3 separate regions of the Mus musculus genome follow, and regions 1 and 2 are each linked to region 3. Evidence: chromatin loops called from intact Hi-C (ENCODE). Cell type or tissue: left cerebral cortex. All regions are shown on one strand.

The links. A loop is a pair of places that touch in the nucleus more often than their neighbours do. Peaks named below come from ENCODE experiments on the same cell type or tissue, not always from the same donor. Only the 100,000 strongest peaks of a DNase experiment are listed, where the experiment ranks them.
Region 1: a loop joins it to region 3, with 4 times the contacts of the local background. A loop is called at or near these places in 2 of 42 quality-filtered maps.
Region 2: a loop joins it to region 3, with 2.3 times the contacts of the local background. A loop is called at or near these places in 2 of 42 quality-filtered maps.

The regions. Positions count from the first base shown.
Region 1 is chr14:72,530,294-72,535,293 of GRCm38, forward strand. It overlaps the pseudogene Mlnr-ps. Among named protein-coding and RNA genes, the nearest start is that of Gm30500, 41 kb to the left of the region's middle. In left cerebral cortex, no CTCF peak of the experiment used is centred here; DNase peaks (open chromatin) are centred at 2,112 and 2,407; H3K4me3 peaks cover 927 bases.
Region 2 is chr14:72,704,560-72,709,559 of GRCm38, forward strand. All of the region lies in intron 1 of Fndc3a (fibronectin type III domain containing 3A), which reads right to left. Among named protein-coding and RNA genes, the nearest start is that of Fndc3a, 2.9 kb to the right of the region's middle. In left cerebral cortex, no CTCF peak of the experiment used is centred here; DNase peaks (open chromatin) are centred at 2,160, 4,224 and 4,892; H3K4me3 peaks cover 1,390 bases; H3K27ac peaks cover 314 bases.
Region 3 is chr14:72,998,508-73,003,507 of GRCm38, forward strand. No RefSeq gene overlaps it. Among named protein-coding and RNA genes, the nearest start is that of Gm41208, 13 kb to the right of the region's middle. In left cerebral cortex, a CTCF peak has its summit at 2,064 (motif pointing left); a DNase peak (open chromatin) is centred at 2,037.

The DNA.
Region 1 (5,000 bases), 470 kb before region 3:
GATCCCAACTTGAATCCTCTGGAAGAACAATATTCACATTTAAACTCTTGGCCATCTCTCCAGCCCTGTAAACTATACTTTTAAGCAGTTTTCAGACATGTAGTTAACAATTCCAAAGCAAGAGCCAGCAAGATTGCTCAGTGGGCAAAGACATTTTGCACTGCATCCAGTGGTCTGAGTTTGATCCCTGGATCCCACATGGTGGATGAACAGCTCTAGCAAGCTGTCCTCTGCCTCCGCACTCTGGCTAAGGCACCCTCCCTAGCAATGAAATGAAAATGTATACTAAAAAGGAGTCTTCAATACATTCACCACTTTTCATCCACTGACTTTTACTTTTCGGTGAGCCCAGGATTGGGGTGGGTAAGAAAATCAGAACCCAGATTCGAATCATGCCACCCAGGCCCTGTTTGCTAAGTCCAAGACCCAGTTCCATCACCAGCAAGACAGTTTTGGTTTGATGGTAGTTAAAAACAAAGCAACCCCGCCCCCCACCACCAATAAACAAACAAACACCACCACCACATTCTGGCCATTTCCTAACCAACTTGCAAAATTTCGCTCATGGTATTCTTTTTAACATCCCCTCCCCTCCTTCTCTTCAGTTTTCTCTACAGGCCTAAAGTTCCCAAATTGATTCCGCCTGCTGGCTAGGAAATCATCTTGGTGGAGCAGTGTCTTCGGGATTCCTCCCACTGCCTCTACAGACCCTCCCTCCCTGCCCCGAGCCTGGACTGTCTCGGCAGAAGCAGTTTCCTGACAGCTGCTTTGTACTAATTGGACATGAGGTTGTGGAGGATGGGCTTGATGGATGCACTCGGGTAGAGAAGTTGGAGAGTGACCATATTAAAGTATCGAGAGGAGTGCATTACCCCGGAATTTTCAGTGTTCATGAAAAAGATTCTGCCAACTCGGAAAGGCAACCAAGCAAACTATGAATGCCAGAACCTCCACCACCATCGCTGCGGAAACAAGACACAGGCGCCGGAGTTAGCAGAAGCATTCAAATAAAATAAAGTCCTACCCTCTCCCACTCCTGCAAAGGTAACAAGCAAAATAAATTAGAATCTTTACTCAAACAGACCTTCATGCTAATATATATATATATACATATGCATATACATATACATATAGTCGTAAATTGCATTGATGTTTGCTTTCTAGCTGTATGGTAGGTTCATACATGTGTACATATGATTGATTATACACCGGAAAGAGCACCCACTCCTAAGAAGTTGTTTTTGGCGTGCTTCTGCTTCAGAAATACGTTGGTTTTCGTTACAAACGATTAGCAACAGGTCTGTGATGTTTTGGGGTGTTGTGTGTGTGTTTTCCAATTTGGTTTGCCTAAATCTCCAGAATAACTTAACATTTAGTAGAATCTTCAGCCATCAACCTCGTCTTTTCAAGAGAACTATGGGTAAACTCCCAATTGCAAACCTAACAGAGACTGAGGAGCCCCCAGTTATCTGTCCTGGACTTTGGAGAATCATTGCTGGTTCTCCCCACAGGTGGTTCCCCCACAGGTGGTGCCCCCACAGGTATTGCAGAACAAATCTACAGGTGGAGAAGATCAGAGTTACAGTGGCCCTCCCCAGTGTTTAGAAAGGACCCGGACTGTCTGCTGGCGGCCCCTTTCCTTCCGCACCTTGGTCGGGGACCCGGCTCTTGCACGGCTAGCGCCGACGAGCCCGCAGAGGACACCGAGGCCCAGGAAGGGCAGGAAATAGGCGGTGGTGACCCACAGCACGACCCCCAGAGCCTCTAGCTGAGTGGGGCTCGATGGCACTCGCGGCTGAACGCTCCTGCAGCCTTGGTTCCATATTGCGGGGACAGCGTTGGTGTCCTCGAGGACCCAAGAGGAAGCTGCAGGACGCGGAGCGAGGGGTTGATTTGCCAAGTGTGATCCAGGTCCGCAGAGAGGCCGGGGAGGACATCTTGATGGACGCCCACCAGAAAGAAGAAGCTAAGAACAGCGCCACAACCCAGAGCGAGGCAATGAGCGCGCGGATGCCGGATGACAAGGACCCGCGCTGACAGCGGGCAGCCGCTTGGCAGGTAGAGCTCCACACTGAGTGCGGTCTTGGGCAGCAGCGCGGCGTAGGTGCAGCCCTCGCCCAAATAGAGAGATAGGCGGCAGAGAAGCGGCCGGAATCCTCAGGGCCTCGAGCGCCACAGGCGGTACAGGTGGAAGGGAGCCCCATCACCACCATGCTGCCCAGGTACAGGTTGGTGATGATCCACATGTCCTGGTAGCGCCCAATCAGCAGCACCATCACCACGTGGCCGCTTATACCCACCGCGAACAGGTTGGGGCACACCGTGGTCACCGGCACCACAAGGGGGAACGCCGAGCAGCAGCATGAGAACCAGCGCATCCCGCCGCAGGAAATGCACTTGGAAGGATGGTGGATTCATTCACTTGCCAGTACCGCTCAGAGTGCAGGTCACTAGTTGGTTGCGCTCAGTCTCCGCCTACGCACGTGACCGGCTCCCAGAACCTGCCTGGATACTCCTAGTTCCTAGGTACTGCAGGGACTTCCAACTGTGGCCGCACTGCAAGGAACCCTGGGGGGCTAAGCCTAAAGCTTTAGGCTGCATCCTAAAGATGAGGAAGTGCTTCTTCTATCAGGAAGCCTAACTCGAAAAAGAGCAGTCCAGACAAGCATCAGAGCCCAGGAAGGTCAGAGCCACTGCCTGAGCATGGACGAGACTCAAATCTTGCCCTTATACAAGTGAGAGTTTACAAGTGAGGGTGGAGGGCATAGGCCCTCGCGTTAAGGATCCCCCAAAATCTGCAAACGAGCATTTAAAAAAACTAATCACTAAGAACCAGGAACTTAAATGATTGTTTTCACACTGTATGAGTCTTTTAAACTTAAACTAAAAACAGACAATGCCAACACTTGAAAGAACAAAGCTTTGGGAAAAGGTGAAAACCGGTTGGACTATGAGCCACCTTCTAGTAGTCTGACAATAGCTGATGGAAGCTTCCAACTTATCTGGCTCTGTGTTTTCAGCTTAGTCCTCATGGGCCTGTACAAAGTAGTACTCAAGATAGACTCACTAGGATTTGGCTGGCCCACTCAGCTGGCTCCTCCTCCACCACGTCCCCCTAACCCTGGCATTTCTCAGCATCCCTCTTGCCAAAGCCTTTATCTTTGTGAACAAAACAAAACAAAAAGCAAACAAACAAACAAAAACCAAAAAAAAAAAAAAAACCAAAAAAAACCAAAAAAAAACCCTCAAGCCTAGCAAAGTCTTTCATTCATTCCGTTGTGGCTTGCAAGGTCAGTCTCGGGCTGGAGAGATGTCCCACATTGTGGGAAGAGAGAACAGGTTCTTACAAGTTCTCTGTTGGCCTCCACATGCAATGTTGTGGTACACACATGTGCATATTAAAAAGTAGATGCAAAACAATTTAAAAAGTCACCCTTCTTCAATAAATGTAAAAAATATTTCAAATTAAAAAAAAAAATCAACTTCCCTTCCCAAGTTCCTCCTTGCCTTTTGGACTTGAAACTTGGACTAAAAGCCTTCTGCCGTTCTTCCATATATGCAGGAAGTATGGGCATTATGAGGGGTGCTTGACATCTTTCTCACTGCTCTCTTGCCGTTCTAAAACCTGCTTCAGCCAAAGTGCAGCCGACTCCCCCTCCTCCAGCCCTCAATGCTCACATTCACTCCCAAGCATCAGGTTCCTCACTACTGCCCGCCAGCACCACGCTGAGACGAACTACCCCGCCCTTGTGACCATGGCCTGTTGGACTGATGACTTCGTTTCTGTCAATGATTAGGCAAGGCAGGTCCTTGACCCCATCTCATCCAGCCACTCCAGTGGACTGGAATTATTCCTTATGTAAGGATGTGGGAACTCACCTCCATCTTGCCAGGAAGTTCATCCCTACATTTGTTGTGTAGCTCATTTTCCCTCTTGCACATTTCTGTAATCCTTCATGTATTTCCATGACGTTCATTTGGTTTTGACTTTTCCTTGTCCCTTAACCCTCATTACCCCCCGCCCACTTTCCTCTACTTCCCAACTTTAATTACATGAGCAGTAACACCCTCGGTGTCCTTCCCTTTATCTTCATCGCCACACAGCTCCACCCAGAGGACAGCCAGCACTCTAGCTGAGCTCTGCTCTGCCTTCTTTATGCATGCTCTCAATCTGCTGCTGTCACTGGGAAAGCAGTGTCAGCAGGACCTAGCTCAACAGGGCTCACCTAAGCCCATCAAAAAACAGATATTCATTATGATTCATGACAGTAGCAAAATTACAGTTATGAAGTAGCAACGAAAATAATTTTATGGTTGTGGGGGGGAGGGTCACCACAACCTGAGGAACTGTATTAAGGGGTCTCAGCATTAGGAATCTTGAGAATCACTGACTTAGCTTCAGCCCAGTATCCGCCATCTGAATATTTACCCTTCTCTATCTCATTCACTCCCCACTCCTCCAATCTGTGTCCTGCATCTTCATCTTTCATTAACCCTGTTACCCCCTCCCCCACCCTGACACACACACACTAGGACCTTGCATCCAATTTCTCTAAAAATCCAGAAGCGATTGGAAGGAACTATCCATACTGTCCCACTGCCACACTGCTCTGCCCTCCTTACCCTGCTAGACTGAGGATAAGCTGATGGTCCGGAGGCTGGAGACAGTTTGACCCCCTTGAGCATTCCATCATTTCCTGGACAAATCTACTTCCTCTCCTGGGTCATATTTTTTCTTCTGAATTATTTCCATACATTCATTGAAGTTCAAGAGTTTGTTTTCAAGTCTCCAGGCACCTGCCTTCCCAACCTTTTAGACGAGACAATGCAATTTCTTTATCCATAGTGGATCTGTTCTCTGAGCTTTTAGCTGCAGTAGAGCAAGAGGAAAAAAAAAAAAAAAAAGACCTGCTAGGGCAATGCAGGATGCAGCTCAGCCAAAGGAACAGAGCACTTGGGTGCGTTCAGTTTTCCTGGTTTATCTTTGGGTACCTATGGGT
Region 2 (5,000 bases), 290 kb before region 3:
AATTTCTTCTTAAAGCACAATGTTAAGTCAAAATTGTATTAGGTAGCAATCGAGAAAGGTCAAACAAAACCTAATTCAAAAAGCTTATGCTGCCTTTAAACTTAAGATAGTAAAAATATTTATAAAGGAAGTCAAAGTTATAGAAGCATAAAAGATTAATGTTTGGTTTGGTTTTAGTGTTTTTAAAAGAAAAATAAGGGGGAGAAACAGTACTAATTCTGTCTAGTCAATATCTCTTCTACTTTCTCAAACACCCAATACTCACCACATACAAAGCATATTTATGATGCCTGAAGCATAAAACATATGTTCTTACGCTATCTACATTTTAATCTCTTGATATCACAACTATGTAGCGGCCCTCAGGAGCAGAGCCATACATAATCTCAGGCACCCTGGGTCACCTCGTAAGAATAGGAGAAAAACAGTGAAAAAGGAGAAAAGTATCTTATCTTAGATCAGTGGTTCTCAACCTTCCTAAGGCTGTGACTCTGTATTTAATACAGTAAGTATGTCATATTGTGGTGAGTCCCAACCATAAAATGATTTTCACTGCTTCTTCATAGCTGTAATTTTGCTGTTATCAATCACAATATAAATATCTGATATGCAGGATATCTGATATTGACCCCTGTAAATCATCCCCAGAGGAGTTGCAAGCCACAGCTTGAAAGCTGCTGTCTTAGAAGCACATGTTATAAATTTAGAAACTTCAAAGAGATGTTTCAAAAGGAGAAGTTTCAAAACAGTATATTTTAGAGATTTCTGGGTCTTCCCTCCTTCAATCTACATGGTATAATATTTTCTAGATGAGTCTAGTTTATCAATCTGATTACCAATCGCTCCATAACAGTAACTATTCTTGGGGTTACTGCAGGATTTCTAATGTTTAGAACTCACCTTAGATTACTGTTAAAAACCAGGTTATTGGTCCCCTGCCATCACTTACAGACCTCCAGCACTCTAACCAAGGTTTCTAAAATGACAGTTGTACTTTTTAAAACCATAAACCCAGCGGAGTTGGTAGGTTTAACTTCACACACATTTTAATTCCAGCATCGGTGCAGCTGTTTCACTGCCCAACTCAAAGACAACTTCTTCCCTGTCTGAAACCTAGACTAGGCTCTTGCTACAACTTTACACAGGCAATAATTACAGTTGTGGTTATTTTAGCATATTTTCTTTATTTTCATATACCACAAAAAATATGTAGCACTACTTCAAACACCATTAGAAAAATACTTTACAATATGTGTTATATGGACAGTTAGCCATTACTCAGCCAGATGGCTAACTCTAGCCTGCAGACATGGTTTTTAAATTAAAAAAAAAAATTAAACAAGCAAACAAAAATATCCAACAGAGATTACAAACAGTTTTCAAGACAATATTACCAAGCAATCTAAAAAAAGGCTGTCTACCCTTATCTAAGTTATATAAATATATATAATCTTTCTAATTACTAAGAAAACTAAAGCTAGAGATCAAAATGCTAAGCAAAACAAAACAGTAAGAAAGATAAAACACTATTTTCTCTCATATACAGAATTTTTAATTTTTAATCTCTGTATATGGCATAAAAGCATAAGTGTGACTGGGAGGGGTATTAAGTGAGAGGGAGGTGGGAGCAGGAGAGGGTAATGGAATATACAGAAATATGTGCACTCACCCCCCCACACTCACACACATATATATACATACACCCAGACACACACACACACACACACACACACACACACACACACACACACACACACAATGAAAGCAGAAAAGGCATTTGGGGGAAATGGAGACCCGCAATTAGCAAGGAAGAGGGTCCAAAGATGGTAGTGGGGAAGAAAAATGAGCCCAGTAAATGATACATATGCGTGAGAATGTCATGTCAAATTCTATTTTTTGTATGCTAACTAAAAATGGTGAAAACAAAACAAAGTGGTATATGGTTCTGTATTACTTTCATAGCCAAGTTCCTGCTGATGACAAGCAAACTTTCTTCTCCAGGGCTTCTTCCTACTTGACTCTTCACACCTCATGGGGCCTAGCTCCAACCTCTGCCTGATCTTCTTTTTCTTCACACTTGTCCTTGGATGCTCCAGAACCTCTCCTCTCACTACTACCTCCAACTCTGCCTGTCACTCTCTTTTGGAATGAGTTTTCCTCTGACACAGAAACTCTTCCTAAATTTCAAGTTGGACTCACTCCAAATGCCCAGACGGTTGTAGCCCTCCTTCACAGCACTTTCAGTCACAGTGGATGCTACACACTTTAAAGATATTGTGCTAAGTTTTTGTTAATGGTCTCCTTTGTTATTGTACACTTCTCAGATAATTTGTAAATTACTTGAAGGAACACATCCCACTGCTTTTGTATCCCTTACTTTAAATAAAAGCTCATCATTCTCTGAGTCTAAGCCATCTCCTCCCAAGCACTATCGTGCAGCAGCTATCTTGTGCAGAAAACTAGCCTAAAGCTTGGGAGTGGTTGATAGGGGATGGGGATCATCAGAAGATGAAACTCACAAAGAAGTTACTGGTAGCCCAGAGGCCGCATGGCAAATGTACACAGTATACATTAAGGCAAACAAAACCCAACCAGTTGGAGAGAAGGTTAAGGATACTGATATAAAAAGAACTCTGAAATAAAGACTAGAGGATTAAACAGGATAAACACTCACAATACATGTAAAAGAACAAAATGTGCCCTTTATCTCTGTGGGTCATCAATTTCTTTGTAATAAGGCACTCTTGATACACATGTTGTACCAAAGTGATCAACTAAAGTACTATAGGACTCAATGGACAGAATTCTAAAGCTGACTTTTTTTTAAACACTCAGAACTTATTTTAGTAATTCTTGTTTTAGAGATAGCATTTAACAACAAAAACCAACGAATTGCTTATCAATACCAGGCTAATAAACTTGGAAATCATATGCGCGTCCTTATATCATGAACCAAGACAAACCCAAAACTCATTTTCATGAAAAAAAAATGCAGTAAGAATGTTTTGCTTTGAAATACCTATTTTGTTTACATCATCAAATGATATTTTAACACTACAGGCAAAATATAAGATGAATAAGCCATATATATGCCAAAAATATAAATATTTTCAAGTAGAAATATTACATATGAGTCTAAGCTATGGCTGAACAAATCATAAATTAAATGTCTTTTACTGAAGTCAAGCTAAAAGACAATATCCATTACAATATTCTTTATTTTTCTCCTGTGTTTTCCAGAATCTCTCAGCCTACATCTCACTAGACAAGGAAAGCAGAGAATTTTTTTCTTCATTTGTATTCAATTTATAGAAATATAGAGATGTAAAAAGGAATCATTAAATGTATGGTAAAATAAATCATCTCTCAATTACATGAAGAGGAAATGATGACACATCACACACACACATACACACACACAAAATCTGTGTTTTCAAATGCACACCATTAATTTGGGAGAAGAAAATTCCCCTTACAATCATGCTTCCCTGAGGCTAGTGTTAATTAAGCATGAGTTTCTTTTTCCTGACCACTGGTGACGAGGATTCAGACAGAAGGGGAAAAGGAAAGAGTTAAGGCAGAGGCATACAGGTGGCCAAAGGGAAGCAGCCTGAGAGAAAAACGTCCCACTTAACCTACAAAGCAAGCCTGGAGAGGATCTATGAAGATAAAACAACACAGAGAAATTTAATATGAAAATGCTAAAATTTTTAAACGTAAAACCTAAACAAGATTTTTCTCCCTATCCCCTTATCTTCTCTCCTCCCTTCAGAGGATGTTATTAGTGGTAAATTACAAGAGGACTAAATTTTTTTAAAAACCCAACGAAAAGCCATGTTTTAAAAGACCTTATCATTGCTTTCCAATAGGCCCAACACCTGTCTCCATGGGTAACTGATCTCATTAGTTGAGAAAAAAAAAATCAATTTAAACAAGAAAATGTTAAGAAGGCAGGGGGGTCATCTCTCTGGAACATTTTTAGGTGACTTAAACAACATTTCCGAGATGACAAGAATTACACACTCCGCAAATACACACAAACTAAATATTTATCTAAACACGGGATATGAGCCAGAAATCTCAATTTGCTTCTGTCTGACATATGGCTCGGTTTTGACTGGCATATGTTTCGTACTGATACTGGCAAAAGCATAGTGATTCAAATATTACAGAAAAGCTTCAACTGCTCTTTCATTCTTACAACTCATCTTAGCCAAGAGGCTGAGAGGCGATGCTTATTTGCTTCTTACAACACGCACAAACTTGGGTTTCAAGAACTGAAACAGACCACAATAGGATGCAGCAACATCATTATGTGGCTCGGTGTTTTTTAAAGTCTACCCGTGAGCACTTCAAGATTATAATACAAAAAGAGGGAAAGCCTTGTCCGCCTGCCACTGTCAGTTAGTAGACGGACAGCCGAGAAGGTGCCCAAAGGAACTTACAGTCTCACTAAAATAAATAATCTCTAGCTCACCATCCTTAGCACCCTCAGCAATCTCTCTCTCTCTCTCCCTCCCTCTCTCTCTCTCTCTCTCTCTCTCTCTCTCTCTCTCTCTCACACACACACACACACACACACACACACGAATACCCCCCAATGCTTTTTATGAAAGGTGATAGTTTAATAAAACTACAATTACCTATCACACACGGTAAAAGCAGCAAGCGCTAGCGATCTGACGTCGAAATTACTCGCTCCTTTTCCTTCACCCAGCGCGTGCCGCCCTTTCCCAGAGTCGTGTCAAAAGTTCACCCACGCAGGCTGCCGAGCTGGGCGAGCACCGCAGCCTCCCTTCCTCCTCGCCACCGACCGAACAGGTGGTTGCCTTACCTGGGGAAGAGGAGCCGCCAGGCACCGGCTGCGGCGGCCGCCCGGGCGGCCAGGCAGGCGGGCGCAGACCCGAAGGGCGTGTTTTCGAGGATTTAACCCTCAGGTGCGCAGGCAGCGCTCCGCTGTCGCCGAGCCCCGGCAGGTGTCGCGCACGTCCCCGCCGCGT
Region 3 (5,000 bases):
TGAACAATCTTCTGAAAATACAAAGATATTATGTCTTGATGCTCTGCTTGGGCTAGTGTATGTGTGTGTGTGCGCGCGCGCATGTGTGTGTATTCATGTGTATAAATTCTGAAGTGTGTATGTAAGTTTGAATGTGTGTTTGCACATATGCATATTATGTTTCTATTTTTCTGTTTGCATATATGTTTGTGCCATATACATGTTCGTGTGTGTGTGTGTGTGTGTGTGTGTCCATATATCTGTGTGCATGTGTGTGTTTCTATATGTACATGTTTGTGTTTGGGTGTCTTGCATGGGTGTTTGTGCTTATGTATGTTGAATGTGCATGTTCATGCGTCTATATGTGTGTGCATGTATGTGTGTATGTGTATATGATTGTGTGTGTTCCTATGTGTAAAAGCATGTGTGTGCATGTGCACAAATGTGTGTGTGTGTATGTGTGTGTGTGTGTGTGTGTGTGTGTGAGAGAGAGAGAGAGAGAGAGAGAGAGAGAGAGAGAATATTTTGCTAGGAGTTAAAGCTAGAATCTGGCTCACACTGAGCACATGCAAGCTCTGTACAGTGAGTTACGGGTTTGAACACTGTATAACACTACTCTTGTGCTAATGCTATTTGTGGACATACTGCTGTATGATCAATAAACTAGAAACCCTTGGGCCAGGCCCAAACATCTAGATACAGCCTGAGGCCCCAGCTAGCCAGAAGAAGCCGTGGCCTGGACAGGGAGGAGGTCTGAAGGGCCAAAACTCGAGTGGACATCAGCCTCAGGCATGAACTTCCTCTAAGACACTGGAAAACAAACATGGAAAATTGGTTTGCAAGGTCCCGTGGATACTGAAGGGCCTTGAGCATGTGGCTCTGATAGGCCTTGATCTTCTCCCTTGTTCTCTCTGCCTTGCCAATAAAAAAAAAAAAAAAAAAGAATTCTATTCCTAAAGCTAGCCATCAAGGACCATTCCCTTATTTAGCCATTTCTTCCTCCTGAGGCTGACTGCCAAGGTTCAGCTCTCAAGGTATTGGAAATCCAGTAATGAAAAGCCCCCTTTTGACACATGTAGTTAATATGCCCAGTTACAATTAAACACCTCATCCTAAAACAGGGTTTCCCCCTTTACCTTTATAAACCACCACTTTCCTATGGGCCATGTCTGTCTCCTCTCTAACCAGAGGCAGTCCTTTGTTCCCCAGAACAAATACCCCTTCCCCTCTCATTTGTCTCCTTCCCCTTCTCCTCCTCCTCTTTGTCTCTCATTCCCTGCCCTCTGTCCCTGTGGGACAGACAAATCTCCTTGGTGCTGAGAACTTGGTCTTGGGGGGTTCCTGAGCCAATAACAATGTCTAAAAGACACACATGCAAGGCCCTGGCTAGACCCTACACAAAGGGCCTTCTACCTTGATGGAACTGTTTGAGTGGCATCTACTTCTGCTCTGGGGTCTCTCTCAGACCACTTTCCAGAATGTAAGAAAAAGAAAGGTATCTATCTCCTGCCTGGAATAGCCCCCCCTTCCCACTGTCTCGGTCTGTTGGCTGCAAACTCCTGGGCTGTGTTTTACTGAGAGACTCACCTTTGACCAGAGAATTCTTCGGTGTGGCCTGGCATATCTATTAGTTTACTCCAGAGGGGTGTGTTCACGATGTTAGGATGTCAAAGAAAAGACAGTGATTTTTTTTTCAGAAGCTGCTGGCAAAGGGGATATGGCTAGCAGCTATCAAGCTCTTGAAATATGAAAATTAATTAAATTCAATTTGGAGAATGAGAATCATCACTTCAGATAAGGATACTGTGATAAATAATGCCTTCAGTAAGAAAAGCACTCCTTGCCGTGCCTCCAGGGTCTCATTCTGAGGCTCGCTGAAATGCAAACAAACGAACGAACGAACAAACAGAGTTTATGAAACAAATTGTATTAATGACAACAAGCCAGTCTCGGGCTCCAACACAATCCAGCAAGGGCTGGAGGCCAAGATCTGTGGAGTTTGTCTCAGGAGCCTCTGCCCAAAGCCACAGGGTTGGGAAAAAAAAGATGAGAGGCACAAGAATGCCCCACAGCTCCCCCTAGTGTTGGTGTCTGGTATTCCACCTGAGCCCAGACTTATTTGTAATTAGTAAACTGATTTTTTTCCCTTTCAGCAGGACTCCTTAACAGTAATCAAACACTACATCGCGCACCCACGAGATCCTCTCACTCCTCTACGCTGAGAGTCTTTTTATTTTATGATAGTTGTCTTAAACCAAATGAGGAGGACGAGACGATGAACAGACGGACCTGCCCAAGAAACCAAGATCGGGGATGGGAATGCGATAGATAATCCCTTATTTAAGGAAAACAATCCTCTCCATGTCTCAGGTGCCTCATTTTGAGAGTTTCCGAAATGCAAACGACAACAGCAAAAGAGTTGTTGCTGGGTACTTGTCTAACATGGCACTGAGTAAACCGGATGTGGTGGCTCGTGCCTAAAATCCCACGACCTGGGTGGTTAAAAGCAGAGGGATTAGGAGTTGGAAGTCATCCTCGACCACATACTGAATTAGAGGCCAACCTAAGATATACAAGACTCTGTCGTAGACAAAGCAATGAATGAATGAACGAGTGATTGAACGGATTTGATGTCTTCTTTGCTAGTTTTTGTGGATGGGGACAAAATTAAAATTTGTTTCTTCTCCAATAAAGCTGGAGTAACCCATGTGTCTGCTTCTCAGAGCTACAAAGATTAAATCGGATCAGCCAGGTGCTGGCCACCACACCTCCCAGTATGCAGCACAGGCTGGGTAACCTTGGTTACTGTTTCTGCCTCCTTCAACGGCCCGCTGAGGCCAGACCTCCTCCTGAGAAGACCACAGACACTCTCCGCCCCTCCCTGAGGATGCCAGAGTACCTCTACTCCTATGCCCCATCCCACTACTCCTCAGTTGAAAGTCTTTACCTGGCCCGAGGTTGCTGGACTTATGCTTGCCCCTGTGTGCTAATCAACACGACCAAATGTGTCACGCGTCATTCCCACAGCCTAGGTAATGGCAATGAGACCTTCCATGACCCTGGCCCAGCTCAGCTGCCCTGAAGGTATGCCAGCAGGGTTCCTGCTTCTCAACCCACTCTCGAGATCTGTTCTCTCAGAGCTGGTCCTTCCCACCTTGGGATCCCTAGGATGAGACTGGATGATCGCATCAAGCTGGAGAGAGCATGCTAACTCTCCTTCCACTCTGGGCAGTATCTGTGCCAACTCAGGTTCCTCCAGGGACACCAATCCAGTTTAGCACTTGCAGACTCTTTTGATGAGTTAGATATGGTGATAAACTTGGGTGACAGACAGGAAAATCAGAAGTTCAGGTCCAGCCCAGGCTATAGCATAAGATCCAACCTCAAAGTCTGGTGGAAGACAAATCCATTGTTACAGCACTTGCTTCATTTGTTAGCCTGAGTTTGATACCCAAGTGTGGCGGTTCCCACTTACAGTTGTAGTATTAAGGGGTGGAGACAGAGGATCGCTGTGGCTCACCAGCCAGCCGATCCAGCCTAATTGATGACCTCCTGATCAACCAGATCATCCTGTCTCAGAGAAGGTGGGTGACACCTGAGAATGACACCTGATGTGCTCTGGCCTTGGCAGGACCATGTACACACATGGAATAAACAAGTAACGAAACTGAAAAAAAAAAAATCCTAACTAGTGTGAACTCTGGACTCTGGGTGATGATCTGTGTGGTGGTTTGAATATGCTTGGCCCAGGGAGTGGCACTATTAGGAGATGTTACCTTCTTGGACTAGGTGTGGCCTTGTTGGAGGAAGTGTGTCACTGTCAGGGTGGGCTTTGAAACCCTCCTCCTAGCTGCCTGCAAGCCAGTCTTTCTCCTGTTTGCCTTCAGAGCAAGATGAAGAACTCCTCTGGCCCCATGTCTACCCGGACACTGCCATTCAGCCTACCTTGTTGATGTGGACTGAACCTCTGAACCTGTAAGCCAGCCCCAATTAAATGTTGTGTTTTATAAGAGTTGTCTTGGTCATGGTGTCTCTTCACAGCAATGGAAATTCCACCTAAGACAATCTGCTGTGGTGACAAATGTGCCACTGTGGTGCAGGCGCTTGACAGTGGAGAAAGCCAGCACCAGGGACAGGCGTTAGATGAAACTCTCCGTGCTCAGTTTTCAGTGAACCTGCAAGTGCTCTAAGGAATAATGCTTTTTAAAGGGTTTTTTTTTTGCATTGATTGATTGATTGGTTGATTGGTTGATTGATTGATGGGGTGGGGCACATACTACAGCCTCCATGTTGTCTGTTCTCTTCTCTTTAAGGATGGACTCAGGTTTCCAGACTTAGGAGCAAGCACCATTACCCACTGATCCATCACACCCTTGTAATGGTCTTTAAGGAAACAATGGTGTGGATAATTCTCTTCCAAGTTTTGGGAACCACACCTCCATCAAGGGAGCTGAAGGAAAACCAGGGCTGTAGTAAGGACCCTTGCAGCTCAAGATGCAGGCAGTAGCAATGATTAATTTCTTGAAACCTGGGGCCCACAGGTGGCAGCTTCTCTGCAGAACAGAATAAAAACAAACAAACATAAAAACAGAACCCACCACCCTTCAGCCTTGTGCCAAGCGCTTCTGTTACGTCTATCTCGTTTCACCCTTGACAACTCAGGAAGGAAATATTAATATTTGCATTTTAAAATACAGAAGAATGGGACCCAGGAGGTTAAACAAACTGGCAGATTGTAGGTCCAAGTGCCTGAATCCATAGCTAGGTTTTTCCTCTCTGATGACAGGAGTGAGGAAAGGTGGGTCTTAATGTGAGTGGAAGAATGACGCGGGGGTGGAGCCTGGAGTTGAGGTGGAATGGAGCTGCTCACTACGTAAAATCCCCCCCCCCTCCCGAGGGCTAACTCTTGAAGGCACCATCGTGTAGTTATTTACAAGCTTAGTTGTCATCAGAAGAATCCACAGATCTGGTAAGGTGGAGGTGATACTGGAGATCGCTCAACCTAAAGAGCAGTCCGTCCT